Regions from separate parts of the Homo sapiens genome. Here region 2 is linked to region 1. A link is a contact called in ENCODE Hi-C or POLR2A ChIA-PET data. All regions are on one chromosome and are shown on one strand. Each heading gives the region's core, a stretch centred on a gene start or an enhancer-like site at or near the end of the contact. The rest is flanking DNA. Distances are from core to core; before and after follow the strand shown. Region 1 overlaps PI4KA (phosphatidylinositol 4-kinase alpha). Region 2 holds the start of MAPK1 (mitogen-activated protein kinase 1).

Region 1 (3,450 bases), core at 512-3,011:
TAGATTAATCTCTAGCAGAACAAGAAGCTGAAGGCATTCATGTGCGGTTCAGCACCTGCAGAAAACAGAACTGTTCAGGAGTCCAGTATACGCTCCAGATAAGTGCAACTGTGGCATCGCGCTGCCCGTGTCAGGCGGAGCTCTGTTTCCATCCTCTCAGATGGGGACATTCAAATCAAAATCTGATCACTGACATATCAAGCACTGATCCCCATAAATCCATAAATTTAAAAAAAAAAAAGCACAATAAGGAAACACTCATTTCAATGGCCACCTCTTCTTTGGGCCAAGGTGCGGCTTGCACCACTACCATTGTCAACAGACATCCACAGCACCCTGCATGTACTCATGTGCGTCATGAAAAGCGACAGCCGAGCTCTAAGCCTTCCCCTGCACTGTGGCTCCTATGGTCTAAGGGGTCACTGCTCTTCAGAAGGCTCGCACATACCCCAAGAGTTGTGTTCTGCTTGTTGTAGCCAGCAAAGTGAAGGATGCTCTCAGTGGCCATGGCCAGCCCCGTGTGCTGGGACAGTCCCGATACCCAGTTCTGATGTTTGTTCAGATATTCCTGAAATAGGAAAAACACATGGGGTTTCAGTTATTTATCTGATTTTTTTAGAGGCAGGGTCTCGCTCTGTCACCCAGGCTGGAGTGTGGTGGCACGATCATGGCTCATTGCAGCCTCGACCTCTTAGACTCAAGCCATCCTCCCGCCTCAGCTTCCCAAGTAGCTGGGACTATAGGGGCACGCCACTATGCCTGGCTAATTTTGCAATTTTTTTTGTAGAGATGGTGTCTCACTATATTGCTCAGGTTGGCTTGAATTCCTGGGCTCAAGTGATCCTCCCGCCTCAGCATCCCAAAATGTCAGGATTACAGGCATGAGCCACTGTGCCTGGCCTTGCTATTTCATTTAAAGGGGAAAATAAAACTTTATAAATTAAGGTGTGGGCAAATGGACCAAACACTGGGTTTCTGTCCTGGGTCTGCCCCTCCCTAACTAGCTGTGGGACTGTCAGTAAGTCAAAGCCCCTCTATGACCAGCTACTGCTCATTTGACTGAGGACAAGGCCAATTCCCCGAGCGGCTGTCATGCAGTCACTGCGGTGTTGCACCGTCAATGGGAGAGGGCCATTTATTCTTTCAGCACATCCTTGCTGAGCATCTGCTGTGGTAGCCACCAGGCAAATAAGCTACAAAGCCTTGGCCTTGCGGTCAACAGGCAGGCTGTGTGGTGTGGAGCCTCGGTTCTCTACTGCAGCATACCAGCAGCCTGGTGTGGGTGAACTGGACAGCAGGAACGAAGAACAACACCTGTGTCCACCTGGCCACCCAGTGGGAGAAGGGTGCTGGGCAATGGGATACCTGGCAGAGCCCAGGGGTGTGAGGGAGGCCTCCTGCTCTGGGGACCACAGGGGGCTCAGCCTGCAGGAGTACCAAGGACAAGGGTCTCGAGGGTGGGGGCAAGCCTGGAACAGATGCAGGCCCTGTTTACAGGCGTGAACCAACTAATTCCCTTAAGAAGAAATGTACAGGAGTATATACATGCAGAATTGTCTCAATGGTTTTGGGGGACTCCTGGAGCTCCAGAAACCCATCCTTGGACACTATGACGATGAAGAGTGACTAATAATCAAGTTTAAAAGGGAAGTACACTGACCAGATACCCTATTAAAACCAGACTACTCTGGTGGGTGGAGGAGAGGGCAGATTCGGGGAAGGCTGAGGCTGGGCACGGAGGGTGGGGAATAAGCACACTGCAGGGGAAGTGAAAGGGCAGGCCTGGGGCACGCCAAGGGGACACCTGGTGGAAAAATCAAGACCGCTTCAAGCCTTTTCATTTTCCATTTCCTTCTTAGGCCAGACCTGCGTGAGAAAGTAAAAAGCTCTATCAGCTGCTTTTTTTGTCCACTTAAACTTTCTAGGCATTAGAGGGGGCCTCCCCTCTTCAGACGACAGACAGCCTTGGGACCTGAGGCCCTTTTGCTGTAAATGAACAAAGGGAAATAGTTTCTTGCCACTGCGTTTCCACACAGCTCTCAGGGCTCTTGGAGCTGGCTGCTCTATCCTTCCTGGACTCCACAACCAGAAACACTTTTGAGCCTGTTTCATCTTTAAAGTGCTGCCAGGGTAAACCTCACAAGAGTTCCTCTCAGCACACCCACTCTCTGCTAACACAGATTCCTTCCAGAGGTATTTTTCTCATCTTTGATTCCTTTTAAGGCAATTCTTTCCTCTCACACCCTGTGGCATTACATGGTTTACTTCGTGGCCATCTGAGTTTCCAAACCAGTGTTTTTGTCTGAAAGACTCCCATGCACCTACATGTGCAGCTTATGTGGAGCTTTAATGGGACACAAGTCCCCAACTCTGCCTCTGCTCCACCAGCCTTGGTCAGGCCCCTGCCTTTGGGCACAGGTGCCAGCAATGCACTTGGCACTTAGAGATGCTGCCATCTGGCAGCCTCCCACATCCACCACACAAGCCCTTCCTCTCGTGAGCAGCCCCCAAGTCTTGCCACAGACCTGGCACCTCACCTGGTGTGAGCCGTCAGATGCCCTCCTTGTGCCCTGGCCAGCACTGGCCCCACAGGCGCTCCTAACACACAGAGCAGCCTCTGAGGCATCTATTATTCTCAGGCCCTAGACTGATGCTTCCAGTCTCCATTCACACTAGTGCTATTTGGATTTTGAGTTCTTCATGTCTCTGTAAAGCTTTTTTGGGAGTTTGAAGGAGCTTATGGCAATTGCCTTTTGATGGTTTCAAGTACCTGCAGGTGGGACTTGGTGACGGTAGGTGCCCACTTCATGGCCTCCTGGAGGATCATCCCACAGCGTGCAGCGAAGTCCTTCACAATGCTCTGGAAGAGGGTGAAGCTGCTTCTCAACAACCCGAGGTCAGTTCATCTGAGCTGCCGTAGTGACTGTCATGGGCTGAACTATGTCTCCCCAAATCCCTATGCTGCGCCTTAACTGGTACCAGTACCTCAGAGTGGAACTCATTTGGAGATAGGGCTTTAAAGAGGTGATTCAATTAAAAGGCTGATAGGGTAGGTCCTGATCCAATCTGGCCAGTATCCTTCCTTACGTGTGTGCAGAGGAAATCTGGACACACAGAAATACTGGGGCAGGGAGGAGGGTGTGCACAGAGGGAAGAACACGTAAAGACACAGGGAGAAGGCTGCCATTCACAAGCCAAGGAGAGAGGTCTCCACAGAAACCAGCTCTGCCAACACTTTGATTTTACACTTCGGCCCTCAGAACTGTAAGACAATCAATGTCTGTCAAGACCTTTCAAGCTGCCCAGTCTATTGTCTTTTGCTACAGAAGCCCAAGAGACTAGCACAGCCACTAAGTTTGAACCTCAAGGCCCCTGGGGCCAGGAAGCCCACACACACTATGATCTGTATGTAATTCCTGCACAAGGTTTGTGGCAGAATCTACAAGAATA
Region 2 (3,049 bases), core at 1-2,500, 1.1 Mb after region 1:
AAAAAAAACCGTCACTATCATTTCACTTTTCTAAGGGACCTGAATCAAGATGAGGGAGTCTACGTGTGATTCTGCAAGAACTCCATTAAGGCTGCATACATAATGACCACTAAATCATTAACAGGAGTCCATAGCAATTGGGCTAAAACATCTGGGAGCATTTATGCTGGTAAAAGAGCTCACTTGGGGGCTAAAAAAAAAGTCAAATTAGGCCCAACTCTAAACGGATCTTTAACAAATCAAGAGAGTAATGTTAGTTTATCCTTCCTGAAACGCCAGCAGTACGATATTAAAATCCACTTAGAAGTAAAAACTTCAAGACGGAAATATGCCACCAACACTGGCGTCAGTAATCCATTTTAGAAAGCCTGCGCGGAGACCACCATTAGCACCGCTGAGGATATTTAATGAAAGCCGTTGGCTGCAAACAGAGGCGAAGAGAGAAAAACGATTATTTCGGTGTTCTGCACACACGCGGAGGCAAAACGCTTTCAGGACCTCAGCAGCCACCGCCGCCAACACCGACAAGCATCTGATGGAATTCACAGTTTTACAATCGAAAGTCCAAAAGAAGGCCATGATACTAGCAAATTGAGGGGTGGGGACCCTTCCGTTGCCTTCCCGAGGGTCCAGACTTTAAAGGCCGCGCTGCGCCCGGGGCCAAGGGTCCACTAGTACCGGCCTACGCCCCCCGCGCCACTCCCTGAGCCCCTTCCCGAGCGACCGAAGGCCCGGGAACCGCGAGCAACAACACCTAAACCTCAACCGGCCCGGGGCCGCGCCCGAGCCCTGGCGCGCGGACCGCGGTGAAGTCCGGGTTCGAGGTCGCCGCGGCGCCTGAGGCCGAGGCGCGGGCGAGGCCGAGGCTGCGTCCGCTGCGGCCCCGGGCGGTGGGGGGGCCGGGCGTGGCCGGTCGCGGACACTCACCACACCATGCCGTAGGCGCCCTCGCCGATGTACGAGAGGTTGGTGTAGCGCGGCCCCACGTCGAACACCTGCCCGCGGACCATCTCCGGGCCCGCGCCCGCCGCCGCCGCCGCCGCCATGTTGGCTGCCGGGCCGCCGCCGCCTCCGCCGCGCTGAGCTCGACGCTCGGCGGCCGCCGCTCAGCTCTTGTCGCCCCTCCCGCAGGGACTGCGCCGCCGCCGGTGCAGCCGCCGACGCTGACCGGGAGGAGGAAGGAAGACGCCGAGCGGGAGAGCTGAAGAGCCGACAGCCACTCGGACCGATTGCCTGCCTGCCTGCCAGACTGACGGGCGGGCCGGCGGGCGGGCGGAGGGAGGGGCGCGCGCCGAGGAGGGTGCCGGGGCGGGGACAAGAAGTGTGCATGCGGATTGGTTCCTCGCGGCTGGGGGCGGGGCCGCGCGGGCCGGCGGAAGCGGCGGGCTTCGGGAGGGGCACTGCGACGGCGTTGACTGAGGGGGCGCCACTAGGCGCGGTCACGTGCATTCGCGGTGCATTCGCGGGGGCGTCGGTGCGGGTCGCGTCTCTTAAGACACCCAGGGAGACAGACGTGGGGCAGAACTCATGGGCTGAAGTGAGAGATGGCTGGGGCCCAGGCGAGCGACCGAGCAGGGTCCGAACAGAGCCAGCGAGGGACCCCGGGCTGTGCTTGAGGCCCGACGACGCGCCATATCCCGGCAGCGCCGCAGCTCAGGCCTCTGCGAATCTGTGGTCCACACGCTGATAAACTTAGAGGCCTCTGCACTGGGGCAGAAACCGAAAGGCATGACCCAGACCGAGAAAGATATTTGCATACTGAGAAAGTGTGAAACACAATTGTCGAGACTAAAAGGAGACACTGAGAGGATACGCCAATCAGGTTAGTTCAGATGTTTGTTGAGCACACTCCATGTTCCTGGGGATCCACCCTTATAGAAGTTACCTTTTAGAGAGAGGAGACAGACAAATACGTGTAATGCTCAAGTTGTGATAAGTACGATGAAGAAGTACAAAGCAGAAGGGAGGGCGCGGTGTCTCACGCCTATCATCCCAGCACTTTGGGAGGCCGAGGCGGGCGGATCACTTGAGGTCAGGAGTTTGAGACCAGGTCTCTACTAAAAATACAAAAATTAAGTCCGGGCGAGGTGGCTCACGCCTGTAATCCTAGCACTTTGGGAGGCCGAGGCGGGCGGATCACGAGGTCAGGAGTTCAAGACCAGCCTGGCCAACATGGCGAAACCCTGTCTCTACTAAAAATACAAAAATTAGCCGGGCGCAGTGGTGGGCGCCTGTCATCCCAGCTACTTGGGAGGCTGAGGCAGGAGGACAAAGCAGAGAGTAAGGGATTAGGGGGTGGTGGGTCGAAACACATGAGAGATACATTTGCGTTCAGAGACAGACCGAGATTGGTACAGATAGGCAGAAATGCTGACAGAGCAGGTAATGAAATAGAAATGCAAAGATAGAGTCACTAAAACCAAAACATCGAGGTTTAGAGAAAAAGAGACACACCAGGTTAAGAAACAGTCACAAACAACAGAGGTTGAAAAAATAAAAATTAGAGTCCTGAAGCAGGTGGATACCAAGGAAAGCTAAGACAACGAGACGGACAATGACCCAGGCACTGCTTCTGAACCTTTTCCCCTGCCATGTTTGGAGGGAGAAGGAAGAGCGGCAGACCCTATATCCTCTTTGTTCAACTCTTCCAAGTTTAAAACCATCAACTCTTGACTTCTAGACATCAACAAAGATTAATTAGTCAATCTCAAAGGAGAATAAACAAAGTTTTTTGTTTGTTTGTTTGTTTAACTCTCTGGTGGAAGCTGGTGTGGTGGCTCACGCCTGTAATCCCAACTTGGGCCCAAGAATTCAAGACTAGCCTGGGCAACACAGCAATACCCTGTCTCTAAAACAGAGAAACAAACAAACAAAAAATCCTGTGGGGGAAAAAGGATGTGACACATGAGAAAAGGAATAAACTGCTCCAGCCAAAATTTACTCCTTCAAAATATATTTAGCCCATGAAGCAGGACCCAATTTTAGAAAATACCTAATTCTTGAGTTAATGGGTGCAGCACACCAGCATGGCACATGTATACATATGTAA

Evidence for each region. Hi-C counts contacts between places; a loop is a spot of excess contacts on that map. ChIA-PET counts read pairs that join two places held with the same protein, here RNA polymerase II (POLR2A). Pooled maps may share reads with other maps.
Region 2: a map with no recorded cell type shows a loop between it and region 1 (7-fold over the local background). The contact joins the promoter of MAPK1 here to the enhancer-like site in region 1. A Hi-C loop is called at or near these places in 1 of 37 single-sample maps with no recorded cell type and 1 of 50 pooled maps. POLR2A ChIA-PET finds 5 or more read pairs at or near these places in 1 of 52 experiments (HEK293).

What each region holds. Positions count from the first base shown.
Region 1 is chr22:20,747,135-20,750,584 of GRCh38, forward strand. It overlaps PI4KA (phosphatidylinositol 4-kinase alpha), which reads right to left. Exons shown (of 55, transcript NM_058004.4): 28 at 2,771-2,860; 29 at 449-568. Among named protein-coding and RNA genes, the nearest start is that of SERPIND1, 25 kb to the right of the region's middle. RefSeq lists enhancers at 1,430-1,479, 1,490-1,669, 1,740-2,099, 3,192-3,311. Within about 2 kb of position 1,762, at least 8 of the 41 ENCODE cell types and tissues checked have a DNase peak (open chromatin) inside an H3K27ac peak, as active enhancers do.
Region 2 is chr22:21,866,395-21,869,443 of GRCh38, forward strand. It overlaps MAPK1 (mitogen-activated protein kinase 1), which reads right to left and starts at 1,251. Exons shown (of 9, transcript NM_002745.5): 1 at 928-1,251. The coding sequence starts at 1,046. RefSeq lists a silencer at 1,182-1,421.